Regions from separate parts of the Mus musculus genome. Here all the other regions are linked to region 1. Evidence: chromatin loops called from intact Hi-C (ENCODE). Cell type or tissue: left cerebral cortex. All regions are shown on one strand.

The links. A loop is a pair of places that touch in the nucleus more often than their neighbours do. Peaks named below come from ENCODE experiments on the same cell type or tissue, not always from the same donor. Only the 100,000 strongest peaks of a DNase experiment are listed, where the experiment ranks them.
Region 2: it touches region 1 in a loop (9-fold over the local background); 22 of 42 quality-filtered maps call a loop at or near these places.
Region 3: a loop joins it to region 1, with 8 times the contacts of the local background. A loop is called at or near these places in 6 of 42 quality-filtered maps.

What each region holds. Positions count from the first base shown.
Region 1 is chr14:93,885,185-93,893,184 of GRCm38, forward strand. Pcdh9 (protocadherin 9) reads right to left here and starts at 5,485. Exons shown (of 5, transcript NM_001081377.3): 1 at 4,937-5,485; 2 at 513-3,704. The coding sequence starts at 3,548. In left cerebral cortex, CTCF peaks have their summits at 3,345 and 5,748; DNase peaks (open chromatin) are centred at 731, 1,038, 1,963, 3,392 and 8 more places; H3K4me3 peaks cover 6,896 bases; H3K27ac peaks cover 5,432 bases.
Region 2 is chr14:93,313,029-93,321,028 of GRCm38, forward strand. All of the region lies in intron 4 of Pcdh9 (protocadherin 9), which reads right to left. Among named protein-coding and RNA genes, the nearest start is that of Gm23509, 180 kb to the left of the region's middle. In left cerebral cortex, a CTCF peak has its summit at 4,564; a DNase peak (open chromatin) is centred at 4,543.
Region 3 is chr14:93,377,272-93,385,271 of GRCm38, forward strand. All of the region lies in intron 3 of Pcdh9 (protocadherin 9), which reads right to left. Among named protein-coding and RNA genes, the nearest start is that of Gm23509, 240 kb to the left of the region's middle. In left cerebral cortex, a CTCF peak has its summit at 4,117 (motif pointing right); DNase peaks (open chromatin) are centred at 3,720 and 4,103.

The DNA of each region.
Region 1 (8,000 bases):
TACTCTCTCTTTTTTTACCGTGTTAAAAAAATAATAATAAAAAAACCTTAACCCCTTTAGTGACCACAGCTCCAGCATAAGAGGTGTCAGACCTTCAAATGTCATTTAAACTTGATACTTGAAGGTGACTTTTTAGATCAAAAGGTAATGTGAAAATCTTGGAAGTCGGTAATTTGGAAGCCCCAGGAGCAGAATTGGGCAAATCAGGATGGGTTTTCTTCTTGAGCAAACATGATCTCGGGACATTTTGGAATAATTTCCTCTTTTCATCTTTTGCCACTTGAAGGAAACTGGGAGGTTAAATAATTCTCAGAACTCAGAAATTTCAAAGCTGTTCTAAAAATTCTTGACTGAGCCCCAGAGGAATTTTAAAAAGGGGTCAAGTTTTTTTTTTTTCCCTCTTCATAACTAAGCTAAAGTTAGACCAAAACAATACACACACTGGCACGTTAATACTGGTTGACTGGGCACTTGTAGGCAGTACTTATAGACCAGTAAAAGTGCTCGTTTACCTGTCTGGTGTGTAAGGGGCCCTTTGTCTTGAAGCCTCCTTGGGAGCTGCACTCTGAGGCACTGAAGTGATCTGAACTAGTGGAGGAGCGTTTGGAAAGGGTGTCGCAGCCCCCAACAAAGGTGTTGTCCAACGGGAGCTCTTGAATGACGTGGTGCTTTTTCACAGAAACTGGAGTGTCAGGTTTGAGATGAAAAGCGGGCTGAGGAGAGGCCGACTTGTAGTGCTTGGCCAGGTCAGGGCTGTTAGGCTTGAAGGTGGTTGGAGGGGCTGGGCCCCAGTCAAATCTTCCTATACCCTGTTCCTCCAGCTCGGCAGGCAGGCTTATGGTCCCATTGATGGGTTCATGAACGGCATCATCGGGTTTGGACTCTTCAATAGTAACAAAGTTCAAAAGAGAACTCTTGGGCGACTTTCTTTTCTTCCGTTTCTTTTTCTTATTTTGTTTATTCTCCTGGTTTGGGGACATCCATTCAGCCCCTTGTTTGCTCCTCTGAGCGGCCTTGAACCTGGACGCATGGCGACAGCGCACCAGCACCGTGACAAAGATCACAACAATGACCACCATGGCCCCAGCAACGATGGCAATCATGATGGTGAGATAGTCCTCGTTCTGATAAGGTTGACCACTATCTCCTATGTTCCGGTCCAGTGGGGTCTCCATAGTCCTACGGATCAAGTCATATATATATGAGGTGTTTCCAGCAGTGTCGTTCACATAAAGAAATACCAGCACGAGAGTGTGCAAAGCCTTAGGGTACCCCAGGTCACTTATGTTGACCACAAGACGGTGCAGGCCCACATCAGTAGGTGCTGGCTTCTCTTCTAAGGTGATATTGCCTGTTACTGGATCAATCCGAAATAATCCCTTGTTGTTCCCGCTCACTATGGTATACTTGAGTTCTGCATTCATTCCGGTGTCAATATCCACCGCAAACACTTCAGCAACCACAGAACCAGGAATGGCTGAGAGGGGCACCAACTTAAAGGAGGTGTTGGATGGTGGAGAAATGACAACTGGACTATTGTCATTGACATCCATGACATTGATAGTTACTTTTGCAGTAGAGGACCGTGGTGGCTGTCCCCCGTCGGTGGCTTTGACGTCAAACGTGTAGGAACTCTGCTGCTCTCTATCAAAGGAGACATTGGACTTTATGACTCCTGAATAGGGATCCAACACAAAATTTTCATTGTCATTTAGAATGGAAAGAGTCACAGCTTTATTCTCTCCAGCGTCTTCGTCTGTCACTGTGATTACCCCCACAGTACTATACTTTGGCAGATTCTCAGACACAAAAAACTGAAAGTGATTATGAGTAAACTTGGGGCTATTGTCATTCTCATCCAGAACAGTAACTATCACTGCTGCTTGGCTCTGGAGGGGAGGGGTCCCATTGTCCCTGGCAGTTACTGTAAAAATGAACCGCTCTTGTTCCTCCCTGTTAAAGACTCTGGAGGCTGTCAAAACTCCTGTCTTTCTGTCCAGATCAAAGAAGGAGGCATTCGGTCCAAGCTGATAAACAATGTCTGCATTTTTTCCACTGTCTTCATCTGTAGCACTAATAGTTGTTAAGTATAACCCACGTCGGTTGTTTTCAGAAACTGACAGCTCAATTACAGGCTGGTTGAAAATTGGTGGGTTGTCATTTTCATCCTCGAGCTTAACCCTTACCAGGGCAGTCTGATTCAAACTGGGCTTCCCCGAATCAGAGGCAACGATTTTAAAGCTGAATTCTTTGGTGCCCTCATAGTCCAGCAGAGAAGAGGTCTCTAGCAGATACTGGTTGTCATACACTGCCTTCAAATGAAATGGGACCTCTCTTTCAATAAAACAGATCACTTTGCCATTCACATCTGTGTCCTTATCTGAAACTGTAATGAGGGCAATCTTTGTATTGACAGGGTCTTTCTCAGAGAGATACACTGTGCCATTGATGGGACTTATAATGTACCTGAGGTCTATGTTTGGAGGGTTATCATTTACATCGGTGACATTGATGGTCACGGTGGCTCTGGCAGGAGTGGAGCTGCCGTCACTAGCCAGCACTGTCACTTTGTGAATGGCTGTCTCTTCCCTATCTAAAGACCTCTGAACTGTTATCAGCCCAGTTGTATTATTTAAAGCAAAGAGTCTTTTGGTTGCAGGGGCGACCTGGGCACCAAAAATATACCGGATTTCAGCATTACTGCCTATGTCTGCATCAGTGGCATGGAGCTGAATGACAGAGGTCCCCACAGGAGCATTCTCTGGAATATGCACTTCTACTTGACCCTCTTTAAACACTGGCCTGTTGTCATTGACATCACTTACTGTGACCTGGAGAATAGCTGTGCTCGATTTCTGTGGCGTGCCCCCATCCTCCACTTTGATTTTCATCACATAGGTATCTTTTTGTTCTCTATCCAAGTTCTGCTGAACAATCAATTGCGGCCACTTTTCTCCCTCCGGAGTTTCCACGATATCCAGTCCAAAAACACTCTGTCCATTTAGTAATTCATAATGCTGTACCCCATTGAAGCCCGTGTCAGGGTCTGTGGCTGATGGGATTGGAAAGCGGCTGTTGATCAAAGTGTTCTCTGGGATGGAAATATTGATGACAGGAGACGGAAACATGGGGGCATTATCATTGGTATCCTTGACAATGATCTTGATTTTGATCAGCCTGAAAAAGTCATTGGGGAGGATCACTACTTCAAGTTCAAAGAAGCACTCGTTCTCCTCAGCGTATGAAGCCCCAGCACAGAGTTTCTCTCTGTCTATTCTGTTGGAGGTTGTGAAAATCTCCCCAGTGCTACTCGATACTTTCACCAGAGGGGCATCCCCAGCTTTTGAAACCAGTCTGTAGACAAGGCTGGCACTGGTCCCCGTGGCAGCATTGATGTGAGAAATATTCAGATCCTTTGGTATATTTCCTATGGGCACATTTTCAGGCAATTCCTCTCTAATAGTGTAAATAAGTTCTTGAGCTATTGCGGAATCCAGCCTTAAACAGGCAATCAGAGCAGCCAACAGGTAAAAATCCCTCAGGTCCATGATAATGTCTTTATGTTCTTTTCCTGGATTTTAGAGTTTAAAGGTTCCCACTGAGGAGTGATGCACGAACTGCAAGAGGAAGTGTGCATGGACTGGAGAAGGAGGAGGAGGAGGAGGAGGAGGCATTACATCTCATCTCTTATGTGGAGACAGCCACTGTCAACACAATTGTACAGACAATATTATTCTTCAGTAAATGAAAACACAGTCACCAAAACATCGAAGCACACTCTCCCTGCACATTAGTAAACATGGCAGTTTGCTCTGCCACAGTTTGTAAGTTAACTCTGTGGCCACTGAATATCCCCTGCTTGTTGCATTTGCCCAGAGAAAATGAAATTCATCTACTTTTGAATTAAGGACAGCAGCAGCTATTTTTACCTGGAATCCCCCCACCCCCACACTGTTTTGGTTTTATTATAACACTGTTTAATTCAAAGTGTGCATTCTTATTTTGCTTTCCCACACACCCCCCACCCCCATTTAACCCTCCTCCTGGTCTCTAGCCCACCTCCCCTAGTTGTTTGCGATGGAAAGAGCTCAAGTATTTAGCTATGATTGCTGCCAACTGCTTTGTCACATGTTAGATATGATGTGTTTTCTTCTCTGCCACACTGAGTCATCTCCTCCTCTCAAAAGACTGCTTTTCCTTCCTCCCAGTTCTTCAACTGTCTCATAATCCAACCCTCCTGGAAAATGAGCATTCGGACATGCTGCTGCAGCCGCAGCAACAGCAGTAGTCACTGGCCACTAAGGGTTCTCATTGCCTCAAAGCACAAAACCAAGACTTGGCATTTCTTCCTCGGAGGGTGCTCTCCTTTCTCCATATTTCCACATTGCCCCCGTTGAGATAAATAAACACATTAAAACTTTTTAAAAAACGTATCCTAATAGACAATTGCTTATCACAGAGGTGGACCAGCATGCCGGGATGGAAGTGAAACACAGACAACATTCCTATGTAACATCACGGTATTTTTTTTTCTATTGAGCATAAAAGAACAAAAATGCAGTTTCTTAATCCGGTGTCTCATTAGAATATTAGTAACATTTGCTACACATAAATACCGCAACCCGGTAACACACGTAGAAGAACTTCCGCTCAGATGCCCCTCTAACTGCAGTTTAAATGGGTGCAAGGCTCCAGGCAGCTACCCACCCGGAGTAAGACTGGTCAGCTCCCAGGCTCTAATCTTATCTGCATTAGGCTACACAGTAGCTGATGCCCGCGATTAGTTCCAGCTGAGTGGTGCAGGTGGGGATGCAGATACAACCCAGTAGGCGAGCTCTACCCTAGCCAGCTACCCAATTACAAACACCTCTCATCTACGCCGAGGACACAACTAAAGACGGTATTTCGAATTGTTAATGCGAAACTTTACACTTACATTAGTTGCCTCAACCTTGCCCCTTTCCCGGTAGGCTGCAGTTAAGAAGGATTTGCTCCAACACATAGAAAGCCATGCATCTGGTAGCACCAGTTTGGGGAGAATTCAGAAGCAGCAAAACGTTTTCTCCTTGTAAAATGTGTGGCTTCGGGCTGGCAAATTAGCAACTCCCGAGAACAAATTCACAGATTTGTCGTTAGTCATTCTCTCCACATTTCCTCGCTTTTACCCACTGGGTCTGGGCTCTTCTGGTATTTAACGCACACCACATCCAATTGCACTTCTTCAGCTCGGGAGTGTATCCCACCGCATCCAGCCTACCATTTGCATCCGATGGCAATACTGCTGAAGTCTCTAACTTCTAGTAGGAAACGTCAGAGTTGGGTGATGGTGATTTTCTGGATGTTTTCCCGGGGTGCCAATTGCCCGGCAAATTCTTAATCCGTGAGTCCTTTCGCGCTTAAGAGACTGAGGCTCTCCATCCTACCTCGCGTACTCTTCGTTTTTCCCTTCTCTTCTGCCCCCCTCTCCTTCTCCCTCTCCTCTCTCTCCTCTCTCTGAACTGAATTTCTTGATATAACTCTCAATAAGCCCAGAGGGAGGGCGTGACGACCGAGGCCCCACCTCCGGGTCCTGATTGGCCAGCATCTTGCAGTGCGGGAGGCTGCAGAGGGCTGCGGGAGGGGGCGCGGAACAAGGCGCTGACTGTCTTCAGCCTCCCCCTCCCCAGCGCCCCTCGGCAGCCGCGAAAACCTGGAGGAACGATCCCGGTCCCGGGAGAGCTGTTTTCAGGACGCGCACTGAGCATGCCCGGCAGGGGCCAGCACCCGGGGTGGCTCGGGAGCTCTGGAGCTCTTACCCAGCTTGCGGCGGCGGAGCCAGGGCGGTGCGGTTGCACCGGAGCGAAACCCGGGAACCTAGATTCTCGCCACCGGGTGGTGAGGGTCATTGAGGCCGCTCTTCTCTTGATGCATTTCTGTCTGCAAAGTGGAAAGGGCTAAATTGCAGAGATGGCTGAGACGCGCAGCCACCCCTCAGTGAGGAGTTTTGGCCAGCAAATCCTGGAGCGCATTAAACCATTAAACCGGCTCTGTGCCGGGTGCTGCAAATTGAGGCATTTGCTGGCAGGGACATCCGAAGGAAGGGCGAGGAGGGCGGAGAGCTAAAGATAGGGCAGTAGACATTTGAGTCTCGGTGGAAAATGGAAAGAAAATTAATCTGGGCTTTTACTGCGTGCAGGGTCACTGAAAGTGCCTGGGGAAAAGGTACGTTGTAGCTGGGGTCCCTGGGCGCAGCCACGGACAGTTTGCTGAGCAAGAAGTCTCCTTTCCTGGGATCTGATCGGAGCTTAGGCGCCTGGTCGTGGCAGAGCCTCTGTCGTTCTTTTGCCTCGCAGGGAACCCGGAAAACCTAGCTCTCTGGAACGAAGGCTTCATCTGAGCCTGCTGTCAGCTCACCTATGTGCGAACTTTGCTTCCGTCTGGCTTGAAGGAATCCCAAGCAGCTGTTAGCCAAGCTGCAAAGCTCCTTTCCCCCTTGCCACTTACTGCTGGACACATTTCCCTGCCAGGCATGGCCCTGACTTCAGCTCTGTAGTACATCCGCACAATCTTGTTTCTCATTTTTATACCAGGGCTGGATGGGATACTTCAGAAAGGGTCACCCTGATTTCTGTCATATTCCCTCAAAGCCTCACTCATCTTTAAAAACCAGTAAGTTAGGAAGGTTTGGCAGCACCGGTGCCAGACAGGTGCCTGAATAAAGTTTGATATAAAACCCTATTAGTTAAGTAACAAATCCCCACCTGAATGGTAATATAAAGGTGATCTGAGGTCTTACAGCATGGTTGACTTTTGCTAACTTGGACGAAGAATACAGGGCATTTATTCTAAACCTTGTGTTTCTCACACTGTGGCAGGATGTAATGGCTTTAAATTCGGGCTTTTTAATTTGGGAGAATCTCACGTTTGTGACTATTGATACTTTTTTTTTTAAAAAGCATGAACATTTAATTTTTGATAACCAAGTTAAAAGTAAAAAACAAATCACAAATCAAGCCTTCCAAGTCTCTAGTGTGTAATCTGAAATTTAGCTGTCTTGTTTGGCATCACCGTTTTCTCATATAAAAACGTAATTCCCATTTAATATTAAAACTTTACCTTAGGTGCATCCTCACAGTAAAATCTCAATGTCTAAAAGTTCACCGTGCAATCTTCCAACCTCTTGTGCTGTAAGATATTTTTCCTTATAGGCAGTATGTTGATGGTGCTTGCACTCAGTCAAAAGGTAATAAATTAATATTTAATGTGATTAGGATGAACAAGGTTTAAAGAAAGAAGACCCCTATGTGTCCGGATGTCAGGAGGACGAAAACAACCTCCCCAAACAGCTCTGGTGAATTAGAGGTTCGTTCTTTTCATTGCACTGCGGTGAATGATCTTGTGCCATTCACAAAACTGAAGCGAATGTAGCATGTTCTTCTGCTTGCATATTCGCTGTGAACTGTTCTGGTACCATCAATATCAACAACAGCACAGCTACTTTCCAGTTGGTTTCATGGACAATGCGATTATATATTAATCATACCACAGTCATGTCAAAGTCAGGTAGTGGCAGCCCACAGCTTAACAAAAATTATTTAACCTCATTAATAACCACGGGTGTTACTCTCTGTGAAGAGATGACTTTATTTGCTGGCTAAGGCCGTTATTTACCCCATGCTTGAAAAAACGAAATCTTAATACGAACCAGGATGAAGGCTAGGGGAGAGGATACAAATACAGCATGAGACGCAGGACCTCAAGACTTCAATGAATAAAAAACCTCAGGTCAAAGCCCCAGAATGGGGCATCTGGGCATCCTTTTCAAAGGAGACTAAGACAGAGAAATAGGGCTCTTGTATCAACCAGGACACTATGTCTCATGTGTATGTAAGATAACTAAATTACAGAGATTCCTTCACCATAGTTTCTTAACAACTTAATGTAGATTGTGCAGACTTGTCTCTTTTATTCTATTTCAGCTGTTCGACTTTATAATGATAAATATTATTTTGTTAATAATC
Region 2 (8,000 bases), 570 kb before region 1:
GTCCAAGTTAGTATAGGAGAAAACAGATTTGCTTTCCAAGCACAAAGAAGCAGTAGGATGGTTAACGGTTTGTTCCACTGGCTGGGAATGAGAGGGCAGGTCACATCACTCACTCAAACCTCCAATTCCCCAAACTAATAGTGCTAGGAAAGAGGCGAAAGGAAAGGACAGAGTTTGAACCTCACCCTAAAGGCTAATAGAAGATAGTTCTGTCAAACTTTTCAAAAGCAGCAGACTCCCCGAGGTAGCATTCGGGCCCAGAATCAAACCCAGGGACTCTTTAAGATGCTGTTCATTTGACCTCCATTCCACTATAGGACACAAAAAAGGAAGCAATCGCTTATATAGCAGAGGGGAGATAGATCTAAACAGTATTATACATCAAAATCAGCATCTCGAATTGTGTGAAGAAGAGAAATATGCCTGTCAGTGCTAAACACAGAAAGAATCATGATGCCATCTTGAACTATCCCAGTCTTGCTTAGGACATCCCTCCAGCTTGCCTTTGCTTTGTATTTTTATTTCATGGCAACCCTATTTGGGGATGTGGTACATAAGTCAGGGTAATATTACTTACTGTGGAGGGTGAGGGCACCATGTGATCTACACATGAAAAACAGGCAGCACCACACTCTAGATTCCTATGTACTTCTTCAGGTAATTTGTGAGCAATTGAAAAAAATTTCAGAGAAACTGGGATGGGGGAGGAATGTGTTCCAAATAAAAGAGAAAATTTGGCTTTATGTCACTAATATTTGGAACATAATATAAACTGTTGATGATTATATTATTTCTCTTTTGCTAGCATAACTTATTGGCAGCAGAAAAGTGAGTATTTCATTTTATACTTATCTCAACGTAATTTTATTTTACCACTGATTAGCATTATTATAATACAGCTACATATTAATCTAATTAAATAAATAATTTATAAATTGAATTATGTGAAGATTAGCAAAAAGACAGTAGTGGGATATTTCTTGTGAAAACACATTTCTCTTATCCATTTTAAAATTTTTAAAAAAACTAACTTACTTATTTTATATATGTGAGTACACTGTCACTCTCTTCAAGCCCATCAGAAACAGGGCTTTGGATCCCATAGTTGTAAGCAACCATGTGGTTGGTGGGAATTGAACTCAGAACCTCTGGAAGAACAGCTGGTGCTCTTAACCACTGTGCCATCTCTCCAGCTCCCATTTTGATTTGTTAATAGCTTTCTATTGAACAATGTAAAAGTTTGACTTAATTTCAAGTAAATTGTCAACTAATCATGGGGATTTTACAGGTTCCCAAGGGTTATTTCATTACTTTTTAAAGGCATGATTTAAAATGTGTGAAAATGTAAATTTCTTTTAAATGTATAAATTTACAAGAGCAGGCACAGAACCAGTAGGGGCAGCTAGCAGTCATTGCTGAAGCTCAGTATTACTGGCTCCCATGTCTTTCTGTGTCTTTCAGACTTCATTTAATTGCAGTGTCCTTATGTTATTACTGATGTACCTAGTATCATCTCTCTAAGATATACACACTCTGTTTTACATTTTTAAATTTTTTATTAGATATTTTCTTTATTTACATTTCAAATGCTATCCTGAAAGTTCCCTGTACCCTCCCCCTGCCCTGCTCCCCTACCCACCCACTCCCACTTCTTGGCCCTGAAGTTCCACTGTACTGGGGCATATAAAGTTTGCAAGACCAAGGGGCCTCTCTTCCCAATGATGGCCAACTAGGCCATCTTCTGCTACATGTGCAGCTAGAGACACGAGCTCTGGGGATATGCACATTCTTATCTTAAAGAGCCAGAGAGAGGGAAAGCGAGGAGTGGAAGACTGCACAACACCTGAACATTTCAGGGCCCCTGTCAACTTCAATATGCTTGTTTCCGAAGCACATGTTCTTAGGGTCTCATTGGGTAAAATACTTTCATACTTCACCCACTTTCTGAACAATAAATGAAGTAAAGTACCAAAAAGCTTTCTGATTGTGCTAGTAAGACATAAAATTGATAGAATATAGACCAATTTCTCTTCCCTTTTTATTATGCTACTTACTGCTATGTCAAGATTTTACTGCCTGTGGAGTATTGGTATTTCTGGCTCAAAATACCTGAACTTCTTATTTTAAATCATAATCTTCCAGCACACAATAGTTATGACTTAGGAGAGATTACTGAAGAGTTACTGTTGGATATTCTATAGCTATTGCCTAAGCAGCTTAAATCAGAACTCAACATCCTGCTTTGAATAAGGACCCACTTTGACTTAATTTAAAAATACATTTCCCATAAAATGAGGCCTTTGAGAAAGCATTCCAATGAAGCGCCACTTCTGAGATAAAATAGCACCTTTCCTAACCTGCAGCTTGTTGCTTTGTAGGATCTTCACATCTATTTTTGGTCCCGGGAATGACTTCACAATTGGTATACTGTGCTTAGTCCGAGGCTGTATCTTAAAATGCATAAAAGATAATGCACTGTCTTCCTTGACTAAAGCAATTTCCTTTCTCATTCATGGAAATATTTAAAAGCTTTTCATGTTCTCTTGTGGTATTCCTAATCGAGAATGTTTTTGTTTGGTTTGGTTTTTTTTTTGTTTTTGTTTTTGTTTTCCAGTGACCAACCACATTTGTTTTAAAAACAAACTGAAAAAACAAATCAATAAAACTAATGTCTGAACTTTAGAAATCTCATGGTTTGTTTGTTCCTTCCAATGCTCACTTAACAGGTTTTGACCATGAACTTTATTTGTTGATATTAGATGACAAATTCACACATTATATAGTATGCTTCATTCTGCAAAACTGACTTCTAAGACAATTCATTTTGAATTATAAAAGATTAAGAAGTTTCAGCTAATTAATAGAAAGAAATCTGTGAAAGATCAGAATCCACATATAGGTTCATCTACTGTAGTTTGTCATTCATATATCTGATATTTAACTCAAATCTCCTTATAACTCTACGTGGAAATTCTTTGGTCAACCCTACAGAAACACTAAATCACTTGTACGTTACATCTCAAAACCTTTTTTTTTTGTACTAAATGCATGTAAATCTTCAAACAACGACTTATGTTAATCACATTTTAAATTCAGTTTTTCTAAGCACGATGGAATACAAAGACTAAAAATAAATACCTCTACTTCTACAGCCATTTGGAAAGGAAATTTAATGTAGTGACCAGCACATCATGGCATCTATACTTCTGCTACGTTGACATATGGTTCTTTCATCATCATTAGACCTCAACAGTTTTACATTTGATCCAGAAAGGAAAATATAGTATATAAATGCATCAATTTCAGAAAATTTCTAAAAGATGATGTATAAAAAACTTGTAAACCATCAAATTATGTTTAGAATAAGAAAACAACATAAAGTTACTTTCTATCTTAAATCTAATAATTTAGCATGTAGAATATGCTTACAAACCAAACATCTAGGATGGGAGGATATTTGCTCTTTATGCATACAAAAATCTCTGTATATAATGTGAATAACTTAGTTAACATTCTGATGGTCATTTTTAAATAACAATGTCATATCAACACTATTATTTTACTTATATCTGTCCCATATAAAAATTATAAAGACCATCACAATCTTTCACTAAGTAAATATTTCCTTGCCAATCTGAAATTCAATTTAAATGACAATAATGTGTGTATTTCAGTCATAAGACTAATTAGGAAAGCAAATTAATAGAAATAAATAAGACATTTCACAGCAAGACCAAAACAAGCAGACTGGAAGGTAGGTGTTAGACAGCTAGGCTCCGTATCTTGAATCTTTAAGTAGTTTCTGATCCCTTATCTCTTGTAGTATAATTGTTCTTCTCTTGGGAAATCCATCCTTTTATCTCATTCTAGGCCACTGAAGGTTTTCCTTATGTGTTCAGCATATTTATTGGAGAACATATATGGTCCCTGGGAAAGTCTCTAGAATCCTCCTCTGCCTTAAGATTTTTATCTGGCAATGCTGCCATAATCCTATTACAATATGGGCATCTGTGTTTACCAGTGACATCAGGTTTTATGTTTTTAAGCCTACTAGCAGAAATTCATGTCAAAATAGCAGTAGGATAGTTGAAATATTTTAGAAAAGTAGCTTAGTTGCTTCCAATACTTAAAGTTTTTTCAAAGCTTTGCATAATCCAATTCATTAATTCTTGTTATAAATGAATGTGCATAAAGATGAAATTGAATGTATTTGCTTTATTTTATAAATAGTATATTGTCCCCTTTCCCTTTGGTCCTGCCATTTATAGTTTTATTAGGGTTAAGATATAAGAAGTTTACCTTGCTGTTAGCTAATGAGATCCATATGCTGTTTATTTTTACCGAGTCACTCAATTGTTACTATCTTTCATTTTAACCATGTCCAAATTATTTGAAACCAAAGAATGTATGAAGAAAGCTTTTCTCCCCTAGAATATTGCACAAAATGTTCATGAGTGCTGCTCTCTTTAGGCCTTTTAAATCATCCCATAACAACAGCTATGGAAATGATATTCCACACAGCACAGCATCATGAGCTGAAATTACCCCAACTTTACACTAGGAGGCATATTCCCTCTACAAATCTCTCTACAAGACTAATGCATGATACTTTGACCTACAAAGAATCCCAAGTGCAAAATATTACTGACTTATTTGTTTGCAGTTATGCATACTCAAAAATTGTTTTGCTGAATTAAAAAAAATCCCTCTTTCCAATTTTTGACCTCCCTTTTCATTAGTTTTTGTTACATGAAAATAGTATGTATATAGATAAATATTTCTATGTTTCTAATGTTTTGTGTGTATGTTTACAGGTCTTCCCATTTGGTACTGGATAATGAGTTGGTGTGCTTTTTCCCTGGGATAACCTATTTCTCCCACTTTTAGCATTCTTAACTTTATATTATTGCTCCATCCTGGTGACTAGTTGTCTGATTTACATCATAGAGTTAGTTCCGTTGTCTTCCAATTGTCACAATTACTCCAAAAACTCATTCATAATTTACATTTTTACTTTTTCGTTAATAATATAGGTTCATATTCCTTGTTCTTAGCAACGTTTGTGCAATATTACAAACCTCAAAACCTAATTATAACCTGACTTTTCCTCTCATAGTCTCTAACTTATTTTCTGTATACATTTTTAATAAGTGATAAAGGATACAGTCTGGAAGTACTTTCATTTCTTTCTTTTCCTTTATCGGAGTTACACAAGTAGACATTATTGTGGTAGGCCCATTATTCAAAATCTCGTATCAATTTGTCTTTCTACACACTTTTATAGATACATATTTGAACCACTGAAGTGTCATTTATTGTACTTAATTAGATATAATTAAATTTTAATTTTTCCATAAAACACACAGATACTTGTAGTTTTATTTTGGAATTTTGAAATCAATGTTTTCAAGACAATGGTAGTGTAGGCTACAAATATGTTGACATTGCCTAACTATATATGGTCTTTATAACAGCCAGAAATCTGTTCTATTATCATATACACACAAACAAGCACACACACGCACACACGCACACACACACATAAACTCCTATACATAGACACACACACATATACCTACACAAAGACACACATACATAGGCATACACCCATACACATGTGGTCACTCCCACGTATAAAAGCACACATATATGTTCATATATACAGAATTAGAGAATTTCTATTTAAACATTACTGTGTGTATAAAGTACAAATTCATCTATAACTCTTTACTCATTCCTCACTCAGTACTTATTTTATAATACAACATAATTTTTATACTTATCATTAGCATTTTTTTCTAATTTGTTACTTGCAGCCAATACCTCATTTTGAAATGGTTCTTTTGCTTTGCATTTATCTTATAGTCATACAAGAAATACGTCATATATTCCAAAAAGCTTACTTCAAGGGCCTTCAGAAGATGGGCTTTAGATTACAGCAAAGTCCTTCACTCTAGTGTCAACCTGCTTAAGGTGTCAGTTGTGGTTTTAATGTCTATCTCTTCAACCTCATGTGCTAGCTGACACACATTTGAAGTGCTATCAGTATTTGCAGAATGAATAAACACCTAAGTGGATCATATGCAGTTTGAAAGGATAAAGGATACCAAGATGTATCAAATAACTCCATTTTATTTAAGTTGTGACAGAATGACCCATAAAGGTTCCAATAGTAGAGTTCATGACTACCTTATAATTGCCAGCCTTAAAATTTTGCTGAACTTGGAACTTGCAACTTGTTTCTAGCCAAGAGACTGAAGACGGGTTGAGACAGTGTAGTCTAAGACTTCATTAACACATTTAGCCCCAGGAATGATTCCTTGAGTGAATAGCAATCATAAATTCTTTCATGTCAATTTGGAGATATACGGTAGGCAAAGATTTCACAAACTAAATATAATTTGCTACTTTGTACATAATTAATCAAGACATTAAAAATAACTTTTAAAGATACAAAGTTTAACTATTCATGTTTCACAGTGAGACAAATTAAGACTTAATTCTTAATTGTAACAGTAACAGTCTAGTCTTGATATGATTATATAAAAGCTTTTGACTACTTTTATACTAACAAAGTTATTTTCATTATAAGATTATTTCCATGTTATAGATTCAGATCTTAAGGAAATCTGATTTACTGTTATTGGGAAATGGGATATGTTTGTCTAGTGTTAGAAAGAAAATTATTCAGTATGATAAAACTGCCAAGTATGCATCTTATTTGTGGAACAGTTGGCCAAGTGAGCTTGAGATACAGATGTGAAAACATCAAACCTTTGACCACCACCTTGCCCATTACTCTTTGTTAAACTTGCTTTAGTGATCTGCCAATAAAGCAGTAATTAATGATTTTATCTCTGAGTCAAAAGAAACTATTGCACGATTTAATCTTACTTAAATATTTTTTTAAAATTATTTGTTTCTTTTCTATTACTACAAATCTGGACATAATTATGGAAGATATGTGTTCAATGTTTCTCCATCATTTAAACCATACTGAAATGTAGAAAGTATGCACATCATATAGCTAACAGTGACTAAAGAAAAGTTTATTTTAAATTAAAATTATAAAGGAAAAAATAATGCAATGCCATACTTTTCAGACACTGAATCTTACTACTATACTATTTCCATGTTTAAACTTTGTATTTTAGAAAAAAGTAAAACATGAAAAAGCTAACATAGAACAACAATAATAAAATAAGCTAACTCGGAATCTCTTCAAAGTATAACTGTTTCATTGATGAATTTTGGTCCACTATCAAAGTTGTACTTAATAATGGTAACAGAGCTTTGGAAGTTTATTAAAATTCTAAACATCAAACTGTAATTAATGTATCGCTTTAACAAATATACAATGCATACCAAAATCCAGTTAAAATCCAGGACAGGGGCTGGAAATATGCTTTCACAGGTAATGCACTTGCTAGACAAATGTGAGTTTACAACTTTGAATTCTAAGAACTATGAAGGAAGGCAATACAGCACACGTGTAATCCCCGCGTTCTTATGAAATGGAGGAGCTAGGTAGCCCGGTGTAGGCAACATCAAACTACACCCAGACGTTCCCTCAAACAAGATAAAAGAGGAAGAGGAACACCTAGGTTATCTTCTGATATTTACATATGATGTAAGACACATGCATGCTCATACATATAAATAAACCAGAGGAAAGCTCTCAATATTCTCCTGCAGGGTGTGCCTTCCATATATATATATATATATATATATATGTATGTGTGTGTGTGTGTGTGTGTGTGTGTGTACACACATATATATGTATATGTATGTATATGTATATATACATATATATATATATATGCTACTAAATGCACGTGCCAACACACACATACAGATACACAGACCTCCCCCAACATACACACAATCAATCAACCTAAAATTCCAATATATTCTAATATGACTAAAGTTGTTTCATTAATTTTATACATAGCCAAGAAACTAAAATATCGATCATTGTAAGAGGTTTCCCGGGTCACATC
Region 3 (8,000 bases), 510 kb before region 1:
GGAGGAGCAACCAAATGGTTACTCAATAACAAAGGGTCAGCCCTAAATATATATACACTCAAGAACCATTAGGCAGACCAGACAGAGTAAGTTGTATTAGTATAATTTAGAATGTACACTTATATAAATTTTAATTATATATACATATATAATTAATATATTTATATAAAAAATTAAACAGAAAAAGAAGAACAAGTACATGGGAAAATTTAGAAGGTGGAAGAGGAAAGTAAGAATAGTAAACTATATTACAAATAAAGAACTATTTTAAGTTTTTAAAAGGTTTTATTTCTGTGAAGTCTCGTATCCTTTCCTGCTAAGGCAACACTGGCAGGCAGGGCACAGGACTAGCAAAATGAACATCACATGCTTTAGAGAGTATTCTGAGCAATACAGATTGTGGAAGCTTTAATTGTGGCTTCCATCCTTAAATGTGAGAATGAGGCAGAACACAGAGAAATGGAAATTTTATAGAGGACTACCCAGAAGAAAATGATTGGTTCTTAATTTTGTAGAAAAAAAAAAGATATGGCGATTTCTCACATATGGAAGCACCGTCTACAGTTGGCAAAGCTGCAAAGAAAATAACAAATGACCTGTGAACCATTGGGTGACTATAATCATAGCACAGTGATGCCTTTTTGGGAACCAGATACTCCAGAAAGAGCACATAGGGGATTAAATGCTCTAAGTACAGCACTACTGGGAAAGGGACGAAAAAATAATACTCATTGATCACTCTTATGGTATTTTAAATCATAATCTTATTAGTCATCCTCTAATATGTAAAATATACTTAATGTATACATTATATTAAGAATCATTAGTATCTATAGTTTCAGTGGGTTTTCTACTTATTTTATTGTATAGGCTTTGCTACAGTATTATATATTTTTTGTCTCGAAGCTTTTTTTCCATATTCTGAAATAGAAAATCCTGTGGTTATTGGCACCATGTGTTTACCTATTGTCAATTTTGTAATTTCATCCCTCCTTGTAGACATAGGTCCACCCTGTGCATCTCACTTGCTCTGTTTTCCACTGTTCATTCACAACTTCATATTTGTTCTCGAGAACCTTAGTGTCTAGTACTTGCAGTGTGTGTAGAGGGGACAGGTGTGTGCTTGAAATGAAGTCACACAGTATAGCACAGACTGTAGAGCAGGATCGTCTCAAAGTTGTGCTGATCTTTCTACCTCAGCTTTCTAAATGCTAGCTGGGATTTCCTACCTGAGCCTCATTGTCAAGCAATGAATGTTATATTCTAGGTGAAAATAGTTACACAGTTAAAGCAAAAAGGTGATCCACGGTTTTAAGACTTTAATTTCACTCATATAGTTCACCCATATAATCATAGTATTGGTGTTTACATATCTAAGTGATAATTGTGAATGGCAAAGGATGGTAGACTTCAGTATGCTCCATTTAGAAAGGAAACTTTTATTGTTTTAAAAATCTTCTCGAGTCACCATCAGAGTGGCTTCTTCCTCTGGCAGAAGTTGGGACTGGGTACAAACATCCACAGCCAGGCTCATGTGGAGAGGGAGTCTAACTTGGAGGTCTCCATTGGGTCATTCTCGCAGAGCTCAGAGAACCCATGAAGGAGTGGGAGGAAAGATAGTAGGACTCGAGGAAAATGGAGGACACTAATAAAAGACGCCCCAGTGAACCAACTAAGCAATGCTCATATGGGCTCACAGAGACTGAACTGGTATGCACAGGGCCTGTATGGGTCTGCATCAGGTCTTCTACTTATGCGTTGTAGCTGTTAGTTTAGTGTTCTGGGGAATTCCTCGCAGTAGACCTGGAGTTTCCCTGACTCTCTTGCCTGTTCTTGGGACTACTTAACTTGTGTTGGGTTTCCATGTCCAGTCCTAAGGCGAGCGCTTTTGTCTTACTTATTCTGTCTTGATTTATCGAAGTTCTTAGAGTATAAGTTTCCAAAATCTTTATTTAGGAACAACATTTAATTTTGCCTCGTCATGCTACCAAAATCCAAAGCCTCTTTATTAATGGTCTCCTTCATTGGGAAGGTTTTGTTAATATTTCCTTCTCTATTCATACCTTCATCCATATTTTTTCTCTGACCCCTCTGGTTGAATTAGGGGAAAACTGGAAGTAGCTTAGGAGGAGGGTGACCCCGTAGCAGGACAAGCAGTCTCAGTTAACTTGTATGCCCGAGATCTTGCAAACACTGGACCACCAATCAGGCAGCATACTCCAGCTGATATGAAGACCCCAACACATATAACAGCAGAGGACTGCCGGGTCTGGGTTCATTCAGAGAAGATGCATGCAACCCTCAAGAGACTGGAGGCCCCAGGGAGTTTAGAGTTCTTATGGGTTGCGGAGTGAGGGTGAGGACATTCTTGTGGAGACTGGGGGGATGGGGCAGGGAGGTATTATGGGATGTGGAACAGTCAGAGGGTGGACTGGGAGGGGAATAAAATCTGGACTTTAAAATTAATTAATTAATTAACTAATTAATTAATTAAAAATAAACCTTATTCACCATGCTCCTTCTATAAATCATTGGATTTTTGTTTTCCACTCCTGACTGAATGTATTTGTACTTGGTTCCATCCTCTTATTTTTATTAGAAACGGTTAAGAATCACTGTCTTTCTCCCTGTAGCATCAATAACTTCTACCTTACTCCACATCAGAGTTGGAAACTTAGGTCCATGATAATTAAATAAACTATTTGGATCCCATGCATTTTGCTCTTGTCTTCTTATCTTTCTAACTTTTGTTCAGTGGTGGTGGCTTTAAGGATATGTGTATGATGTCTACTTTTTAGAGTAGAGTGTATGTATACATATAAAGTATCGATTGTTGTCCTCTTGCCTGAATACAGAACGTGCAAATACATTTATAATTATAAATGCTCGTGATAGTAACATTGACGCCAACAAGAATTGGTAAGGAGTATACACTATTATATCCTTATTTAGCATCAAATATTTCAGTAAAGGTGCAGAGTTCCCTAACGTTAGCAGAACACCTCTCTGAAAATCATTACACCATGGGACATTATGACTTACAGCAATGATATGGACAACCTCCAGTTTTATAGCGCTTGCATGTCTTCAAAGAATTTTGTCAGCTATTACCTGTATTAGGTTTTTAGGTTTTCAATGACAGCAACTTCACTATAACTTCGGATTTGGTCTCATGCTCTCAATTTGTTATTGTACAAATATATTATTTACATGTAAATACATTACATGTAAGAAAATATGCAATTATTTCAATTGGAAATATATTTCCATTGAAAAGCACCAGGTTTGTTAAACAAGGATTTTCAAGTACAGTAATTATTCCATGCAATGGAATATATAAACACTATATGTGTTGTATATGGCTGTGTGTGCAGATATATATGTATGTGTTTCTCATTAGAGATTTGTTACCCTGGTTAATTCTCTTTGCTTTTTCAAATACTCAGATTTCATGTTAAATCAGTTCATATCAACTCCATCAACCTAAAAAACTTAGTACCCTTAAAGGTTTTAAAAATAAAAAATAAATAAATAAAATAAAGACTTATACAGCCCTCTAGTGTTCCAAACACAAAGACTTCTATGTCCAAGTACTGTAAAGTGTGACTGAGCTGAACTCCCCTTTCCAGCCTCTCCTTCAGTGTGGAGTCGCTGCTGACAGTCTTGTTGTTGGAGCACACATTATTTAAATGACTAAGAAGACTGCAGCATCTGCTGTGGGACCTGAACTGTTGTCACTGTATCACCAGAGAGAATGCTGAAACCAGGGCTGCTTAGAAACAGCCTTCCTGGGGGGGGGGGTACCCAGATAGACCACAACATTTCAGGATTCTGTGTACTAAACTAAACAATTGATGGAAAAGTTTACCCTGCTTCATTGCTGGCTTTCCCTCCTGGCTCCCCTCTCTAGGAATTTCCATTCACAGAGCCTAAAGCTATTTTTTTTTCAGAAATTATATAAAACCTGACATTGCCGAAAAAAAAAAAAACCTTAAAAAAGATGACATCAGGTGCTGCCTTTCAAATCAAATTTTAATAGGCAAGCTGCAGGCTGAAAGCAGAGGCGTCATGACCTCATCACTAAGCAAGAGTCACAGCTGTCCCTGGTCTGCAGATGGAGCTGTTGACAAAACAGTGCCATCTACTTGAGAAAACTCAGGGCACGGACTGGAATGATGTTGAATTTGTCCTTTTAGCTTCCCCCCACCCATCCTATTTTTCCCCTTTATATCTATATACATAAAGACTAGGACTTAAGATATATCCTGGATATTATCTCGTCAACTGAAAGAAATCCATCCTTTGAGAATTAAAAACAGAAAGGGAATTTGATGAGGTTTATCTGTTTGCAGAATTTTATTCCATAAACACCCAAGTAATCTGTAGGCCAATGAAAGATCTCTACACAGGAACGGAGCGTGGACTTATGGAATAGACTGTTTATATGTTAGGAGGAAATTAGGTGACACTCCACACAAGCTTTGAGATTTTTATAACTGAAGAGAGGTTAATGGTCAGTTATTCTTTCAACAATTACAATTTAAAGTTGTGTAAAAGGCTCTATTAGCTTCTTATTTGGATGAAGGGCCACGCCAGCCACTTCACTCTTGCAAGAAGCCAGCAGTTAAGGTATATAGCAGACCTGCCACAGCTTAGGAATAGAGAAGGACATAGAAACAAAAGGAAAGACACCAGGTGTAAGTGCTGCTGGCATGCCACTAAAGGCAATTTTAAAAGTCACTTTAGCTGAAGTTTTAAGGTCACCTAAGGGAAACTTCATTTGTTTTTTTTCCAAAAGTGGAAACTGAGTTGTCAAAATATTGCTGCTGATACATGTCAAGATGAGGGTCAGAAATAAGCTTTTCTGGAACTCTCCATCAAATTCTTTCTACTAAGAAAAAATGCATTTCTAGGTGACGTATGTCTTAGTGCCTGCTTAGAATGAATTTGAAGAGTCTCTGTGGGCAGTCCATCTTGGTCTTAGGATATCAACCTGACTGCAGTCTGTGACAATTTTCTACAAGCCTTTTGGAAAGTTTCAGGGTTCTGGGGTCAGATAGTTAGTATAAGCTTTTATTATTTTCTTCTTTTCAGGTGGTATGTGCATTTATTGAGATAGGTAGAATGAAAAGTAGTGGATTTCTGCTACTATGAACAGCTTAGTCTTTGGTAATGAAAAAACACCCAGTCTAATTCATTATCAAAACATTATTCCTCTAGTATTTTGTTAATCTAGGGTTAAAATATGAATTAAAATAATTTACCTTTTTCTTATTATTTCAGACTTTTACGTGATAAACATTGGAATATGATTTAGCAGATACTTCTGCATTTGAAAATTACTATAATATCTCTCTTGATATCTCAGAGAAAAATAAACTCAATCACTATAATTATCATTGGGAAAATAAACCCACATATTTTACAGTCAAAGAAATTCGAATTCTTTAGAAGGGAACAGGAACAAGGTGAAAACACACACACATACACACCACATGCACACACAAACATACACACACATTATATATATATATAAAAAAAACTGTGTTGAATGCCTTAAAATACTGAATATAAAATGACATATTTTTAAGTTACATAATGTAATAATATTTTGTAAATTCATAATAAGCATCCTTTTCTTACTCCACGAAATGATACATATTTACCTTTAACTTCACTGAATATATGACATCTCTCAAAATAAAAATGTGTTCTTCCACTGATGTGGAAAGATACTGTGCCACTTTTCTATACTTGTATAATATTTGGTTCACAGGGAAAGTAAAACCTATTTTTTCATAACACTTCATCTAAAGTTTTGGCTAACCTAGTTTTGTACCATGGAGCACTGCCTAAATTCTTGTACAATTTGAGACATTGCTTGGAAATTTGTAGTAAGTAAAGTAGATAGTGCTCATGGTATAGCAAGTCTCTGACAAAGGATTGATGCTGCATGGAGGCACTGTGTCCATATTTAATTCAATGTTTATGTTATGAATTTTAAAGAAAATTAATCTCATATTTTCTTTTTTAAATATTTATTTATTTATTTATTTATTTATTTATTTATTTATTTATTTTCGTTTTTGAGACAGTGTTTCTCTATATAGCCCTGGTTGTCCTGGAACTCACTTTGTAGACCAGGCTGGCCTCGAACTCAGAAATCTGCCTGCCTCTGCCTCCTGAGTGCTGGGATTAAAGGCATGTGCCATCAGGCCCGGCTGTATTTCCCTTATCAACTTCACAATCATAGGCCTTGAAAGAAAAAGACTAATGGATTTTTTTTTCTGAGTTGCATATGCCAGTCTTGGTTTGGAAGACATGTTTGTTTGGTTGGTTGGTTGGTTGGTTTGTTTGTTTGTTTTTGCTTACAAAGATATTTAAAAGATATCAAGATATGAAATATATAATTACATTGAGACTATAAATAACAAAGTTCATATAAGTGTAAAAGAAAAGAATTCTCTTGTTTTGTTTTTTTAGTATATGTTAATAATTTCGAAGGGTCAATGTGGGATGGCCACCTCCTTTATGCCAAAAAGATTTCCAATGGAAGGGTGGGAACATCAACCCAGACACAAAATCTTTAACCCATAATTTTTCCTGCTACATGATATGCAGGGATAACAAGCAAGCAGAAATTGAAGCAATGACCAACTAATAGTTGTCCCAACTCTCGACTTTTGCCATAAGAGAGAGAAGCCAGCCCTGACAGTATTAACAATATTCTGCTACACTTGCAGGTAGGAGCTTAGCATAAATGTAATCAAAGAGTATTCCACCAGCAACTGATGGAGACTGATTCATAGACCCACAGCCAAACATTAGTCAGAGCTTGGAGAATCCTGAGGAAAAAGGGGAGGATTCCCCACAGTATTTTAAAAAATACTCAAACTCATTAAGATTTCAGTCTCTTTAAAATATCCAGCTTCTCTAAAATCCAAAATCCCTTTTAAAAAGTCAAAGTCTTTCCAGCATGTAAAAATCCAATCGAAATTAAATTATTTCTCACTTCAAAAGGGAAGAACCAGGACAGAGCATAGTCACAAGCAATCCAAAGGAAAGCCAAACTCCAAGTGTATAAGCAGCACAATTTCCCCACTGCTGCTGCTTTCCTTGATGAGTTTCCCATGGTATTGACATCTCCAAAGCTACTGAGGTCCTCTCCTGAAACTGGAATGCACGTTCATCTATAGCCTTTCATAGACTCTCTTCATAGTGCCAATCTCAACTTCTCTCTATGACAACTTCTTTCCTGGGCCTCAGAGGCTATTATTGAGAATTCACCTTCACTGATGGCCCCCCTGGCGTCTCACAGTGCCAAGCCTCAGTTGCTCCTTCATGCCTTTATACCAGGATCATCTCGGCGACTATTAAACTCCCAAGTTCTCCTGGCAGCATATGTTATAACCTTGGCCGTCTCTGGAACATGGGTTCTCTGTGATGACTCTCAGGAAACACTTCTTCCAGGAAACATTTTGTTTCAAGGATGTTAGAGTCTTCTTCTTTTTTAATTCTTATTTTATTTATTTATTTGTTTGTTTGTTTGTTTATTTATTTATTTATTTTTATTTATTTTTTACAGTTCAACTCTTGCCCTCTCCTGGTTCCTTATTTTGGCTTGAGCATAGTAATAATAATAAAAAAATACTTATAAAAAATATTTGTTCATAATAAATAAGGATCACATTAAGTTTGAAATTCAAAATGCTATAAGGCTAACTGAAATTTCTCTCAGTGTCGAATTTGCTGGGTATTTATCCATCCCAATGTCACCGAATTTGGTCAGCAGTTTTATTATAATTGAACACAACTTTCGCTGGCCTTGTATTTTCTTCATTTTTATATACAACTGTGTGATCCTAAAGAGAAATGTCATACATCTACATGATGGAAGACAAATATGTCACAGCCTGGGTCTGGTTAATTAATCTTCATATCAGTAACATGAAGCGGAAGTGGTGTTTAGGAAATTGAGCTTCCATCTGTAAGACACATTT